Regions from separate parts of the Mus musculus genome. Here region 2 is linked to region 1. A link is a loop called in an ENCODE intact Hi-C map of the cell type or tissue named here. Cell type or tissue: gastrocnemius. All regions are shown on one strand.

Region 1 (8,000 bases):
AGAGACCAGTATCACTGAGGTGAAATCTTCTGGGAAGTGTTTTCTGAGAGCACAAAGAAGCTATGTTCCAGAGATAGTCAAGGTTGTACCTCGAGTGCTGCAGCTGTCCCTGGTAATGTCCTTGGTCTTACGAGTCACCCAGGTGGTACTGGTTTTGAAGGTAAGTAGGGGTCATGAAGAGCAGTTGAGGCTTGGCATTGTAGGAAACCATAAAAGGCCATTGGGGAAGGTGCAGCCTCAGTTCCATCATGCGGGGCATTTGAAACTTGGCACCATGAAGAGAGCCCATGAGAGGCTATCAGAGAAGCCTAGATGTAGCAGAAGACCCCAGTATATTGGAGATGTCAGTACCATGGGTTGGTCACCAAGAAAGGCAGCAGCAGTGAAGTGGATCAACCTGAGCTTAGAGTGCCACAGAGGAGAGAGCTAGAGAAGTGATGCCAGCCCTTTGGAGGAGTCCAGAAGATCATGTGTGGATCCCAGACATTGAAAAATGACTCTGTAACACTGAAGTTGCCTTGGAGACCCCAAGGTTTTTGAGATGCTAGATCCATGGTATCTGCTGAGGAAAACTGCTAACAGGGAGTGGAACCAGCCCAGGAGGAAGAAGTTTGTTGCAGTCAAAAAAGATGAAAAAGGAGTTGGAAATCTGAAGACTGCTTTGACATCACATGGAGATGCAGTTTGGAGTTTGCCCAGCTGATTTCCTGTCTTGCTTTGAGGTTTAAAGTTAAGTCATTGGATGGATTTAAAAAGAGACCTTGAACTTCGGACTTTTAATACTGTTGAGAGTGCTCTAGACTATGTGGACTTTGCAAGTAGGACTAAATGTATTTTTTTTATGCCATGGGTATGTATGGCCCCCATAGACTTGTGTGTTTGAACAAGCCTACGGGGGCCAGGGAGTGGAATGTGATGGTTTATATATGTTTGGCCTAGGGAGTGGCACTATTAGGAGGTGTAGCCTTGTTGGAATAGGTGTTGGAATAGCTCCTCCTGCACCATGCCTGCCTGGATGCTGCCATGTTCTCACCTTGATAATGGACCAAACCTCTGAACCTGTAAGCCAGTCCCAGTTAAATGTTATTGTAAGAGTTGCCTTGGTTGTGATGTCTGTTCACAGCAGTAAAACCCAAACACTCACCAAAACTCCAGGAGTGACTCAGGCACTGACCTGAGTGTTTTGCTGACTAAATTCTTATAGCTTATATTCATGGGAACTGAAGTACTGAGATATAGCATAGCGGGATACTTTTGGAAGAGCCAACCCTAGGCAAAAGCTGGACATTAAGCTCAATTTGTCTTTGAACTGCTTGCCCAGTCTGTCAACAAGCAGCTGGACCCAGATATCCAGCCCTACACCTAGCTATACAAATATGTACTTGGTGATAAGCCACTTTTCTTTACAATTCTGGCTTCCTTTTTTCTAGATACCTTACAAAGAGTAGCCTTTTCCCAATTACATAAGATCTATATTGATCTATATTGATTTCTATATTGATCACTGCATAATTTCTGCTAAGGCACTGTCCAAAACCAGTCGGCAAAAATCGTCACAGTTTATATCCCCTGGCTATGATTTCCTTTCCTGTCTGTACCTATGGTGTGCTGTATTTCACAAGAGACCTTCCTCCTAACTAGCTGTGCTCCATGGCTGGTTTCAGCTGTTTAAAGTCACTACTTTAGAAAAGTTGCTAATCTTAGTACTGACATGACTTACTTCCCTCAGGTCCTTTTGTTCAGCTGTCACCTTTCCACATGGGCCTTCCTTGATCAACTCTTAGAGCTCTACCTCGTTTTTCCTCATCATACTCACCATCTCCATGATATATTCATAGTCTTATGCGTCTTCCCTTTCAAATGGTTAAGCCCTGGCAGGCCGGCACCTTACATTAATTATTTGCTAATTCTGACCTGCTTGAGAAGATGGCCCAGCAGCCCTCTACTGTTCGCTGAACCAACCATTAGCCAGAGGGCTTTTCTAATATTCAGGCAAGATAAATTTCCTTTTCAAAAAGTTATTGTACTAATGAAATGATTTATCAGGTCAAAGGGCTTGCTAAGTCTGATAATCAAACTCTGAACATCACAAAATCAGAACCCATGTGGTGGAAGGAGAGAACTGACTCACAAGTTGTCCTGCAACGTTTGCAAAAGCTCCATGCTGTACCAATTGTGCACTCAAGTGCACACGCATGCACATAAACACAGACACACAAATGTAAACAAGTACTATTGTGGCTTAAATGGGAATCCAGACAGAGTAGCAGAAAAGAAGCCAAAATAAATCTTAAAGTGTTATTTCAAGAGAAAGATATTTAGTAAAATCTCAGATTTTAGGCTTAATGTATGTGGTCAGAAAGTAAAAATGCCCAAATGTTTTAAATATTTCAACAGCAAAATAGGAAAAAGACCTGTGGGAACTTTTTGCAATCAAAATACTTCTGCTTTTGTTTTTGAAGTACCAGGGGAGGAGAGTGGGATAGGAATCTGTCTAATTAAAACATCCTACTGATTATCTGACAAAGCTTTGATATCAACACAAAAGTAATTTTTACAACTAGTATGACCCCATATAACCCTAAGTCTTCCTACAGTTTGCTTGCTTAATCCAGTCTATCCTAAATGGATAAGCACTAAGACATCAGGAAAAAAATCTGTTCCAAATCCAAAAGTTGTTTGCAGTCTTACTTAAACACAAGCTCAAAGGCAAGGTTTATTGTGTTGAACGCTAAAAGACTGTTAATGTTAAGGTCACATATATTCTACAGTGGGCTCTGCGTGTAGATTCCAGCAACTCACTCATCTTTGAGTGAGAGAGAGCACAACCCCAACAGATGTTAGGTGGCCAAGCATTTTGTATGTACGGCCCTTTTTTAACTAGTTTGTAAAAGTCTCACAAGCTAAATACGCATATAATGTACTTTCATTATACCACTTGGAAGTCATTCTTTTCAGTCACACAAATAGCCTTTCCAAAAAAATGGTGGTTGTCTAATAGGAAAAGAGATCACTACTAAAATAACCCCAGTGTAATCTGGTAACAGTCGGAGTTTTGAGGATTGCTAAATAAGGTATAAGACTTGGTTCTGTGATGGCTGTGAAGAACTGTTTTAAAACTTTCTGAAAAGAAAACAGCTGTTTGGATATGAAATGGTAAGATAAATCCTAACGTAGTTAAAAATTAAAGCATTACCCTATCTTTAAAATGGCTATAGAGTTCTCGACATATATAAGCATTCCGGGAAAAACTTGAAAATGACACACAGGAGACAAGAAAGTAGTGTTGAGGGTGGCAGGACAACACTGGATACGCACTGTGGGCAAACGCACCTTCAGATTGTAAGGCGAATGAGAACAAAGATTTCATTCCCACGATGGATGAAGTTTGGGAACAAATGTACGCGAAGTTAAAGAAGAATCCGGTATTCTTAGGCTCCTTAATTAGCAAGCTATCCAAGCAGAATACAGGGGCGACTCCACTCACAGCTGAACCCTAGTTCACGTCTAGGTCTTTTCCTGACTCACCTCATGATCAGAGACCACAAAGTACAGTCCGTCCCTCCTCGCTGCAAAGTGAGTCCTGACACGCAAAGCCAACACCGTCAGCACCGGCAAGCTCGCTCCCCCACCCCACCTCGGAGAGAAGCGCCCCAAGTTGTGACCAGGGCCCTCCCTCGACCACGACGCGGGCCGCTGAGCACACGCTGATAAGAAACGAACAGTTGGGTTCGCCCGACACTAAAGAAAGACTCGCTTGTTCCGTCCGTTCTGGGACGTCCGAGCCCTCCCTGTGCCCCTTCAGCCATCCCCCGCGGCCTCCCACGAGCGCAGCGACTCAGCCCCTCACCTCACCTGCCGCGCTGGGCCCGGTGTTGTGGGGGTCCGGCGGGGAACGGAGCCAGAGGTGCCAGAGGTGCAGCGCGGCCCCGAGCACGCAAGGGCACAGCAGCACCAGCCAGTTTCGCATTGGCCGCTCCCACCTCGCGCCCCCGCCGCGCTCTCCCGCGTCCCGGCCAATAGCGAGGGGACCTAAGAACACCGAGTGCCACCAGGAGTGTTCGCGCCCACGCCTGGCGTTGTCTCCGCCGCTCTCTCCTTAGATCCGCACCACGAGCGGCGGCCGCTTCCCGGCCAAGGCCACGCCCCCGCGTGCGTGGCCTTCCCACCCGTTCAGCCCTCCTCGCTCTCGCCCAGCCCTTCAGTCCGCGTCCCTGCACGCTCCTGTCTGCCGGAAGGGCGGGAGCGGTAGTCCCTCGCTGAGCCCAGGAGGGAGGCGTGCCTGAGATTGTAAGCCCGAGAAACTACGTTTCCCAGAGAGCTATGCGTGCTGCTACGCAACGCTGGAGGCGAAGTGCACACACGAAGCATGCGCGTCTCTCATCCGGCCGCGGTGCCTTAGCGGCACACTGAGCATGCGCATCCACCTTCTTGCTAGGGTTCCCCTGTAGTAAAGGCGGGTACCGCACACGGGGAACCTGCACGTTAACTGCTCAAGTTGCTGTACGACCCCCTCCGCTGTGGACATTGCTGCAGGGCGCATGACCTCGAGGAGCAGTTGCCCAGTCGGGGCAGGTTTGTATGGCACCTCAGCGCTCAACGAAATAATAGTGTGCTCCCCTGACCTATCCCATAAGAAGCGCAGCGGGGAGCCTGAGCGCCGAGTAGCAGGGAGTTTCCTGCTTCCCTCTAGTAAGCAACGGCGGGTGAGGAGGACGAGAAACACCGGGGCTTGCTATGGAAAGCGAGGACAGAGGAGAAGCCCGGATCTGGAGGCTGCCTGGGTGCGCACGCGCTCCTCACTAGGGTAACTGTCGGGAAGCACAGAAATGAGAGCTTCAGCTGCCAGATGACTTTGAAAAGTTCCCACCAAGTTGAGGTGACCAAATGTGTGAGGGCTGGGTTTGCAAAAGATCCATCTCCAACCAGCGTTAGGAAACGAGCGGACTTCACTGGAGCCACCTCTCAGGCTCAGCACCATATTGCCACTGAGTAGCGGTTTTGTATTAAAAAAGCAATTGTAGTAACACACACACACACAGACGCCCCCAGTGTCTCACGTAGTTAACAGGAAACTATTCTGCAGAGGATGGCCTTGAACTCTTGATCTTTCTGTCTTCATCTCCACAAGTGGTGCTTTGGGATGGAACCCAGGGCTTAATCCTTACTAGGCAAGCCCTCTACCAACTGAGCTATATCCTCAACCTGACACTGTTAAGATTGACTTTTTTAAAAAGATTTTATTTGATTTTTTTTTTCATTTGTGTGTGTACGCATGTGCAGGCTGGGGGGGGGGGCGTCTATCCCATCCCCTGGAGCTGGAGTTTCCCCGTGTTTGTGAGCCACCCTGTAGGTACTGGGAACTGAAATTGGGTGCTCAGGAAGAGCAGCCAGATCTCTTAACCATTGGGCCATCTCTTCAGCCCCTTAAGATAGCTTTTTCTTTGGCTATTTTTGCAATGTTTTTAATTTCAATTTTTTAATTTAGTTTAATCAGGTAAAAGCTGTGTTCTACTGTACTGTTTTATTATGTACTTAATAAAATAACTCACGTGGTCAAATTTGTTCCCATGAGAAGAAACTTGTTTGAGCGGTGATGAAGCTGAATGGTAGGGCCTTACCTACCAATGGGCAGTCTTGGGTTGATGCCCAACCTGTACAAAAAGGGGAGGGGACTCGTGTATTTGTTATTCATTACAAATCCAGAATAATTGAAACAATAATAATCATTTCATATCTCAGACTTTAGTACAGATCAGGAATTTGGGAGCTAAGTTCTAGTTCGTTTTCAAAGTTGCAGGAATATCATCAGCCAGGGCTGCAGTCATCTGAAGGCTTCATGGTGGTTGAAGAGTCTGCTTTGAACATTGCTTACTCAGATGGCAGACGTTTTAATGATGGAGACACATTGTCACTTCTGGGTTAGTCAATTGGTCACACAGAAAAGCCCTATAGAGTGGATACCTGTGTGCACAGTGTTCAGGTATTCACCAGGTGACTACCAGGAGTCGAAGATCACTGGGAACCATCCTAGATGCTGGCTAGCACAGTATGCCCTGAAAATTTGAGCACTAGTGTCTCAATACTCTGGGGTAACTTTAGGACCCCTAGTAACAAGAGTCCTGAAGACAGGAAAGAACACTTTTTTCCTTTTGAAGAGTAACAGAATTAAAGGATGAAATATATAGCTGCTTGGCAGATATCACCAACTTCTGTATATTCCTTTCCCTCTAAGGAAGAATAATTTCTATAACTTTCTTTTAAGGTTTATTTATTTATTTATTTATTTATTTGGTTTTTTTGAGACAGGGTTTCTCTGTGTAGCCCTGGCTATCCTGGAACTCACTTTGTAGAACAGGCTGGCCTCGAACTCCCAAGTGCTGGGATTAAAGGTGTGCACCACCATGCCCGGCTATGCACACAAGAGTTTTTATTCAGGCTTGAACCTGGGCCACAAACTATCCTGGTGCAATAGGATAGGAGAGCGACCCCAAAGTCTAGGGCATGGGGTTTATAGAGGAAAAAAACGCAAGTAGGGATTGGCAAGCCTTGGAGTTAAATGATTAAGTAAGAGGATAAAGGAATGTTGGCCTTTAAGCTGATTGGTTTACAGCATCTGATCAAACCGCAAGGAGGGAGCACACACCTAAAAGAAGCTTCATGACTTGGGAATGATTCATGTTTACTTAGCCCACCCTGGTATTATCGCTTGACTACAGCTGTTATGCCTATTTTGCAACTGTCAAGATCTCATGTTTTGTTTTGTTTTTTTCCAGAACTCAAGGGTGGGGGACAAGTCACTCTGAGGACAAAAACCTAAGATGGAGTCTAAAAAACCAAAATGGAGTTTGTTTTGCTACCTCAGTCCCTTCAGACTCAGGTCCTCTGTGACTCAGGTTTCTACCTTTCTTGGTAGAACTTTCTCTGTTTAAAAACTACGATGGGCCTAGGGAAATGGCTCTATAGTTAAAAGCACTTGTTGCTCTTGCAGGAGACCCAGGCTTGGTTTCCAGTGAAAGACTCCCTGAGGAGCCCCTCGCTCAGGACTCAGGATAATAGCAGACCCCCAAGAACTCACGAGAGACCAAGCTTGATGCAAACCACACGAGGCTTTATTCGGGGAAAGCCAGAACTCTGGGGACGACTCGTATCCCACTCAGGGGTAGAGTTGTCCACCCTGAGGGAAAAGGGGTCCCAGTTTTTATAGGTCCTTAAGGGGGAAAGGAGAAGGTGAGATTTCCAGATCTAAACAATGTCTATTCTAAAATGATTGATTCCTCAAGAAATGGGTATGGGAGGGAAACAAGGAAGGAGTCTAATGAAGGTGCAGCAACTCCTGATTGGCCCGGACTGTGGTTGCTGGGGAGATTTTTCGACTCTTTCCCAGCAACCAATATAGCAACCAATATCACAAACACCTGGCAGTGAGGTGCAGCAATGGGCACACACCTGGTCAGAACATTGGCAGACACACAGGTTCTAGGAGCGGCCAGAGCATTGTGCACCTCTATTTTTCTAAATCAGTGACGCTAGTTCTACTAACAATGAAATCTATTTTGCCAGTTTCAGGGCTTCTGTGACCTTTTACATTCTGTCAGGATCTTTCACCAGCACCCACATGGCAGCTCACAGTGACTTCCTTCAACAACCATTTTAGGATATCTGATGTCTTCCTCCTTCTGATCCCTGAGGGCACCATGTAGGCTTGTGGTACATATCCATACATTACAGGCAAAACAGTCCACTAGGGGACGCTGGCCCTCCCTCTTGTCCTAGTTGCTTGAGACCCGTAGGTGGAGAAACACTGATTTAAATGATTACTTGTGGATTTCTAGCGGACAGTTGAATTCCCCTGAGTAAATGGCTGTACACGGACTAGAAGAAGGTAGTTACCTTTTACCCAGCAGATGCAGCTCTTCACATCTCAGTCCAAGGCTTCCTCATTCTGCTCTAGTTTCACTGTGCCGCCGAGTCAGGGTTCTCTCCTGGAAGTGAAAGAA
Region 2 (8,000 bases), 660 kb before region 1:
CAAGTCCCTGCAGATTCGAATATTCTCTAAAGACTTAATTCTTTCTGTAAAAATAAACAAGCTCATCCATCTCATTACTATGCAAACTTGCTTCTGCTTTAAATAAAAAGCTAAATATATATGTGTATATATATATATATATACATATATATATATATACATACACACACACATACATATATATACACATATATACATATATATATATATATCAAAGAACTGTTCTCAGCGAGGTCTGTGACTCACTGCCAGTGCATTGTGTATTTATTTTATTTTTTATATTTTACTTGTGTATTTACTTGCGTATTTTATATTTACCATGGTTACAATTACTTTCCCAGGTGAAAAGGGGGGCAAGTAGAATGTTTGAGAAGCCCTATGTGTAACAGCCACATCTGGGAAAAGCAAACATGAATGTAAAAATGAGAGGAAAGCTTATCGGGGGTATATCTTGTTAGAGTATAGTATACAGTACAGAAAAGGACAGCAAAGTGTGAACACAGTCCCAAGGGACTGCCCTCAGCTGGCCAGGAAGGCCAGACCACAGACCAGACATTTAGCTTCAGAAGCTCACAGATGGACTCAAAATTCGGTTACTTTTGTTTTGCCATTTTAATTTGTAAGATATTTATAAGGCTTGCATCAGGAGGACTTGTACTTATCTAATAAACAAAACTTCACTGCTTAACCTTGAACTTTTTCTTGGGCTTCTCCTCACAGCAAATGCAACAATAAACCTGGGTAGAATAAACCCAGATCCAGATATCACTTTCTGCTTTGGAAAAAACAGCTCAGGGCTGGAGAGATGGCTCTGTGGTTAAGAGCACTTGACTGCTCTTCCAGAGGTCCTGAGTTCAATTCCCAGCATCCACATGGTGGCTCACAACCATCTGTAATGGGATCCCATGCACTCTTTTGGTGTGTCTGAGACAGCTACAGTGTACTCATATAAATAAAATAAAGACATAAATAGTATTTTTTTAAAAAAGAAAAGACAGAGCGATCAAGACGCCTTGTAAATCCCAGCTGTCATCAAATTGATGACAAACATTATAACACTGGCCTCCTGTTATACATCCGACTCAAGTGTTTGCCAAGGGAACAGAGTCACAAAGTAACAGAGTTCAAGAGGCCTAATGAAATTTGATAACTACAAAAACTAGTACATGTGCATTCTAGTACATGCTAAAGAACATGACCAAAAAATGGTGAAATCTAGTGTATCATATAGCTTATCAAAGACAGCACTATAAAAATGATGAATGAGCAAACAAATATGTACTACCTTATACTGTCTTTAAAAAGAAAAAAGAAAGAAAAAGAAAAAGAAAGAAAAAAAAAGCAGCTTGAGAAATGGCTGAGGGAGAGAGAGGAGCCCATCCTGCTCTCAGAGCGGACTTGAGTGCCGGCCCCGGACCTTAACTCCAGCCTTAGTGGGATCTGACTCCTCAAGTACCTGCAGTCAGTCGCATGCATACACCCGCAGACACACAAGAATACACATTAATTCAAGGTAAAACCAAACCTTTAAAAACAAGAGAAAAAGAAGGAAAATACTGCTAAATATTAAAGTTTTATGGTTTCTACTTTTATTACATGTATAAAAAACAATTCTAATAAATATTTCAAATATATGTAATGATACTTACAGATGGATCTGACTGAAATAAATATGGTCGTCCCTCATTCCACCCACAAATGAGTAAAGAAACACCAAATGGACGAACACCACTATAGGAAAAAAACAAAAATGATTTGGAATAATATAAGAATTTAAATATATTCACAAGAAAAGTAATTACCAAATAAACTGAGTTAGACTTAACTTCTAAATGAACCAATATGAAATGAATTGTCCTTATTACTGTTAATAACAGTAGTAAATCCAAATCAAGTGGTTTAGTTCCTAAAAGTTCACCAGAAATTATTTCTCAGTGCTACATAATTACAAAATTACACCTTCAAGAAATGATGCATGGTGGAAGACACTAGGTCACCGATTCCATCCTAGATAAGGGTTAATGTTTTTTCTCAGAGTAGGTTTGATCTTGTAGAAGTGAATTAGTTTCTATGGAGTGGGCCTCTTACTGTGGGCCTCTGGCCATGTAATAACTATGAACCATGTCCTTGGACCTGCAGTCTTCTGAACTAAATAAACCTGGCTCAGGTATTTTGTTAGCTCAACACAAAGTGGCTAAGCACACACTTTGGGATTATATATGGTATTCCTATCTAAGCATGGGGAAGCCGGTACTAACATTTCATAAATGCCTCCTTCCTACTAGGCTTATGTATCAGCAGTCACCTTTACACTATTTCAGTCACGGTATGATTTAAGAATATTGGGTGGCTGGAGAAATGCTTAGAGGTTAAAAGTCCCGGCTGCTCTCCTGAGGTACTGAGTTCAATTCCCAGCACCCACATGATAGCTCACAACCATCTCTAACTGCAGTCCTCATATGATCATCATGGAATTAATGCCCTCTTCTGGTATATAGACACACATGAAGACAAAATACCCATATACATAAAATACATACATAAATAAATCTTAAACAACAAAAGAATATTGGAATTAAAATGTTATTGCTGTCTTCATGCTTCACCATCACTTCAGATTAAAAAGCTAATTTAATTTAGTGTCAGCACTAAAGCTGACAAAGAACACAGGCAAAGGACTTTGTTAAAATCAAGATGCTGATGTCTGTTGTTGGGTAAGAACAGTTTCCCCTTTTTCCTCCATTTTGAGACAGTATCTAACTATGCAACCTAAATTTGCCCTGAATTTGCCATCTACCTTCCTCAGTGTTCCGAATACTAGGTTTACAGGTATATCACCATATTGCCACATTTTACCTTAAGAAATTATTTCAAGTCAAATCCAGAAACAATTGTTATCAGTGATTTTCTTCATTTGTTCAGCTTTAAATACAGAAAGAATAAGACGACTTCTATGTACCTGATTTCTTTCACACAATTTTTTCTTCCTCAAATTCATAATGCATTTCTTCAAGTACTAACAGTGACTCACCCTGACTGCGTGTACTCCTGCATCACAGAGGCTACTCTCTGTACCAGCTGGGCTGTGGGAATGGGTTCTTGGTAAACAAGGTAGTATTGCTGAGCAAGTTTCCGAGCTCTGTGTACAAGTACTCTAAGGCAACAGAAAAAAAACAATTAAAATTTTGACACACTACTAACTCCCCCACAACTTTCCTCTAAAAGAACATATGATACAAACATAGCACTTGTCTCTCTTTAGCAGTCATCAGCTCAGAGTTAGCCTCACTTTAGAAAAGATTCATTAGAGAATCACAGTAGGAAACGACAGAAAGAGAAGCAGGGACTAGAGTTAGTAAGAGATTTAAGGGACCTGGAGAGACAGGTTAACCATTAAGTGCACAGAGGACCCAGATTCAACACCTAGCACCCACACGGTGGTTCACAACTATCTTGACTCTATTTTCAGTGAATGCAATACCTCTTCTGGCCACTGGGGGCACTGCATGCATATGATGCAGATAGGCATGCAGGTGAAACACTGTATTAAGGTAACCGATTTATTGAACAAAGTGAGAGCTTTGTGTCTCCCTCTGTGACATCTTCCAGACTGCCCCCTGTCTTGAGGGCAGGCAGTCTATTTATACCACACTACAGCCATCCCAAACAGAGATGCATATGAATATACACATATAAGTCTGGGCATTTTTGTCACATTCTCTGTCTTTCCTGTAATCTACCTTTTTTTTGTCTACAATTCAGAATAGATTTCAAAGCTTTTTAAAAAAAAATTAAGAAACTACTGTTTAAACAAGGCATGAAATCCTTCAATTGTGATGGTTAATCCTGGTTGTCAACATAACTATAACTGGAATTAACAGAGATACAAGCATCTGTAAGGAACTTTTAAAAATCAGATTATTTGAAGCAGGAAGATCCACACTAAATCTGGGCTATACTTTCTGATGGCAACCCAGATAAAAAGGTCATAGAAGGAAGGAAACTCCTTTAGGCTCCTTGCCTTACTCTAGCTGGACAGTGTCTATGCTGTTGCTGCCGTCTATATTAACAAACCTTTATCAGGACTCCAATACAGGCTGAAGACAACAGCAGCCTCCTGCAGGAATCCCTCAGGACTCCAGGATTAGACTGGGTCTGCTGAGACATGTAGCCTTCTGTACTGAACGACTTCTGTATTCTCAGCCTTTCTGCCAGCAGACAGCCAATGTTGGACTGCCCAGGCTACCTGTAAACTAGTCTAATACGACAAAGACACACACACACAAATCACCTGACTAATCTAACTATATAGCAATCAAATATAGGAAAAGGATTTAGCCCACCTGCTCATGCGCTACTCTATCTGAAGCATGCACTTTATCACTGACACTCAAGCCTTCCCGTAAGTTTATTTTCTCATCAATAGTCCTCTGCAGTGTCCATTCTACACAGTGGTACAGAACTTTCCAGGGCAGGAAAGCAAATCATGTTTTGATAATGTTAGAATCTAGTGGGGAAACCCCCACTCCATTCCCGATTCGGCGTGCACCCAAAAAAATCACAAAGGACCACCTTGATGTAATTACATGAGGTCGTTTAATTACGGAGCTCCGGACTGACATGCATCCCACACAGGAGATAACAGATGTCGGCCACGAGGCTCGGAAGCTAGGGGTTTTTATGGGGTAAGGGGCTTAGGTGGTGTGGAATTCAGCATAGCAACACACTAGACACACTATTGGCTTATTCAAACATCAGCAGAAAAATTACATGTACGTGCAGGGTGTCAGAGTTCTGTGAGTTGTTGACTCAGTTCAGATAGCCCTGTTATGTCTTCACATTCCTCTTTATCTTTAAGGTTAAGCTGTTCCCAGGAAGGTTTTAACTACGGGGCATGCCCAGGTTTGTTTTTCTTTTTTCTCAGCCCCAGGCAGCCTCTAGGCTCACAAACAAATAGCAATTTCTGAGTACTTTGTACGACTTATAGGTCTTGAAATTTCATCTTTCTTTCAATAACTCCGGGGCTCTACCTTGTCCTCTAAAATTAATTTTCATTTTAATTGTACATGGTAAAAAGCTGCTAATTTCTTTCAACTTACTGGGACCTCAATGTAACAAGTGTTACTCTCTTTTCCAGTGGAATTCAGAGGAAGCAATTCTATATGCCTGAGTCCTGCCTGGCCATCCAGAAGCCTTCAGTGACCTTAGAGACAGTTATCCCTTTGAGAAAAGCAGATATAAACAGAATGATGTTAACTCTACATGGCCCTGCTTTTTCTTGTTGCCTAAACCACTGTAACAATACATTATAGCATGAATGCATTCAATCATTTTTAAGGTGCTTTAAAACACCAAAGCCCTTCCTACCGAGTCCTTGGATGGAGGGAATGAGAGAGTGATGAGAAAGCCAGGTAAGAAAGGCATGTCACTAGTCACCTGTTTTACAACCATGCATCACAAGACCAACCTCCATAAAGTAACCCTTGCAGGCAAACAAAACTTAGCTGTCGTCAGGCTGCCATGACTCTGAAACCAAAGAAGAATTAGGACGACGTGATGAGAAAACATCACAAACAGTACACATACCTGTAATCGGGGCCCATGCCACTGTACACCAAACCGATGTGCTTGGTAATGGGCTCCACCTTGTGAACACTCCTTTCATCATACAGGATGGATTTCTGCTTTTTCTCGGTTGCTAATACTACGCCATTTGCAGCTTAAAAAGAAGAAAAAAAGATTAATACTACAATGTATCCTTCATTAGCCTTCTACTTACAGATGCATTAAACTCAAACTTGTTGCCTTCTCTAGACTGTAAAACCTTTTTCTGGATCCTTACACAACACCAAAAAATAAAATAAAAAATAAAAAAGTAAAATCCCCATAGCTGCAGGCATTACCCAGTCTCTCTCAATATTTTCAGGTTTATTGGCTTTAATCTAGTTAAGCCTTCTAATACAAATAATAAGAAATTTCTCTATAAGGATACTAGAACATACAATAATTTTATCTTCAGATGTTTTATAATTAGCCCTTGATAAAGAAGATAAAACTCCATAGAAAAATAGAACCAATGAAAACAATAGTTTCCTGAATGAAAGTCAACTTATGAATTATCACAATAGATTAAAATGCTATATTTGCTGTAAATTTTAAATTACTGTGCTGAATGCTACTTTCTTAAAACTTCAAAATTCCTTAATCTAACACAAAGATCACTAAGAATTATGACTTAACATCTATTTCAGAATGTTATTTCTTTTAACTTCAAAGTTCTCTAACAAAGACTGTTAAGGCTTATGCACATACACCTACTTCAGCTAACTATTAACAAGCATCTGAAGAGAAGGAAACACTGAGTTACCTTTAATCCCCACTGACGGGGCCCCTCCAGCTACCGCAGCCAAGGCATATTCAATCTGGACAAGCTTACCAGATGGGCTGGAAAAGAAACAGAGACATTCCCTCTGTTCACACATTCAAAATAGTACAGGACACCTGACAGAAGGAAAACAGAGGCCAAGCCTCACTAATCAAACCTTCTGGCCTTTGAAATCTACCCTGAAGGTGTTTGGAAGCTAAGCTTACCAGACTACGGAGTTAGTCCAAGTCTCGAATGGGCACAAATTCTCTTCCTGTGTTCTGTTGCTGTTGTTTTCCCCATCTCTGGTTAGCAAAGCATTCCCACTCCCTCTGTTCCCCACTGCAGGCAAGTGTACCGAGAACTCAGGCAGCTGCTGTGCTCATGAGTCCCAGTAGCCCACTGCCTCTTTCAACAAAATCCCCACGAACACGTTTGGTAGAACGCAAACCAGTCCACGCCAATTTCTTTCTTTCATTTACCATTCTTCACCAAATGTAAGCTGCTAGCTAAACCTTATCATTTTTTTTAAAGGACTGTTATAATAAAGAAATCTGTTTGTGAAAACATTGAGATGTTTGTTATATAAAAGACTCAAGGACTGAGGATGTAGCTCCTATGGCAGAGTGCTTGTCTAGAATGCATGACACAGCATAAATAAGGTATGGGCGTGCATTACTAAAATCCCGTCACAGAGCAAGTGGGGGCAGAAGGATAAGCTGAAAGGCATCCTTAGTTACTGGCCATTTGAAGCCAGCCTGGGTCACCAATAATTCTGACACAAAAAGAAATTAAATAACTAATAACTTAAAAACTCAGTCCCTCACGATCTATGTCCATTTGTCTCAGCTATAATGAAACCACTTAGGACCGACCGTATTTGTTTTGTTTACAAATATAAGCGACTACCATGCAAAATTTAGTCTCTGTCAATTATATAATGAAATCATTTGCTAAGGAATTTAATGGAATTCATTTAAAGATTTCAAAATAATAACATTAACTCACTTCTTATGTGAAACTGTAAAGGGCAATTCTCAAAAGATAATATATTGTAACAAAAAGTCTATTAATTGTTTTCAAAACCAACAAGGTTTGAGTCCTGATTTACCTATTTGTGGACAACCTTGAAAAAGTTCAATTGTCCAGGTTCATCTATAACTCATTATACATAGGTGGTAATGGAAAAACCACTACTAGTTACTGTTATATTCAACAAGTAGATCCTGGCTGCCTTCAGCTGTCAGTCCTTAAGAAAATGGTCAACTGGAGGGCATCATCCTGAGTGAGGTAACACATTCACAAAGGAACTCACACAATATGTACTCACTGATAAGTGGATATTAGCCCAAAACCTAGGATACCCAAGATATAAGATACAATTTGCTAAACACATGAAACTCAAGAAAAATGAAGACTGAAGTGTGGACACTATGCCCCTCCTTAGAAGTGGGAACAAAACACCCTTGGAAGGAGTTACAGAGAGAAAGTTTGGAGCTGAGATGAAAGGATGGACCATGTAGAGACTGCCTTATCCAGGGATCCACCCCATAATCAGCATCCAAACGCTGACACCATTGCATACACTAGCAAGATTTTATCGAAAGGACCCAGATGTAGCTGTCTCTTGTGAGAC

What was found. A loop is a pair of places that touch in the nucleus more often than their neighbours do. Peaks named below come from ENCODE experiments on the same cell type or tissue, not always from the same donor. Only the 100,000 strongest peaks of a DNase experiment are listed, where the experiment ranks them.
Region 2: it touches region 1 in a loop (4-fold over the local background); 9 of 42 quality-filtered maps call a loop at or near these places.

What each region holds. Positions count from the first base shown.
Region 1 is chr13:13,950,775-13,958,774 of GRCm38, reverse strand. It overlaps B3galnt2 (UDP-GalNAc:betaGlcNAc beta 1,3-galactosaminyltransferase, polypeptide 2), which reads right to left and starts at 4,101. Exons shown (of 12, transcript NM_178640.3): 1 at 3,856-4,101. The coding sequence starts at 3,970. In gastrocnemius, CTCF peaks have their summits at 2,097 and 3,656; DNase peaks (open chromatin) are centred at 3,662, 4,295 and 5,288; H3K4me3 peaks cover 4,913 bases; H3K27ac peaks cover 5,166 bases.
Region 2 is chr13:14,614,456-14,622,455 of GRCm38, reverse strand. Psma2 (proteasome subunit alpha 2) reads right to left here. Exons shown (of 8, transcript NM_008944.2): 2 at 6,368-6,444; 3 at 5,587-5,719; 4 at 3,032-3,154; 5 at 1,650-1,731. Among named protein-coding and RNA genes, the nearest start is that of Psma2, 5.2 kb to the right of the region's middle. In gastrocnemius, a CTCF peak has its summit at 3,486; a DNase peak (open chromatin) is centred at 3,489; H3K4me3 peaks cover 508 bases; H3K27ac peaks cover 282 bases.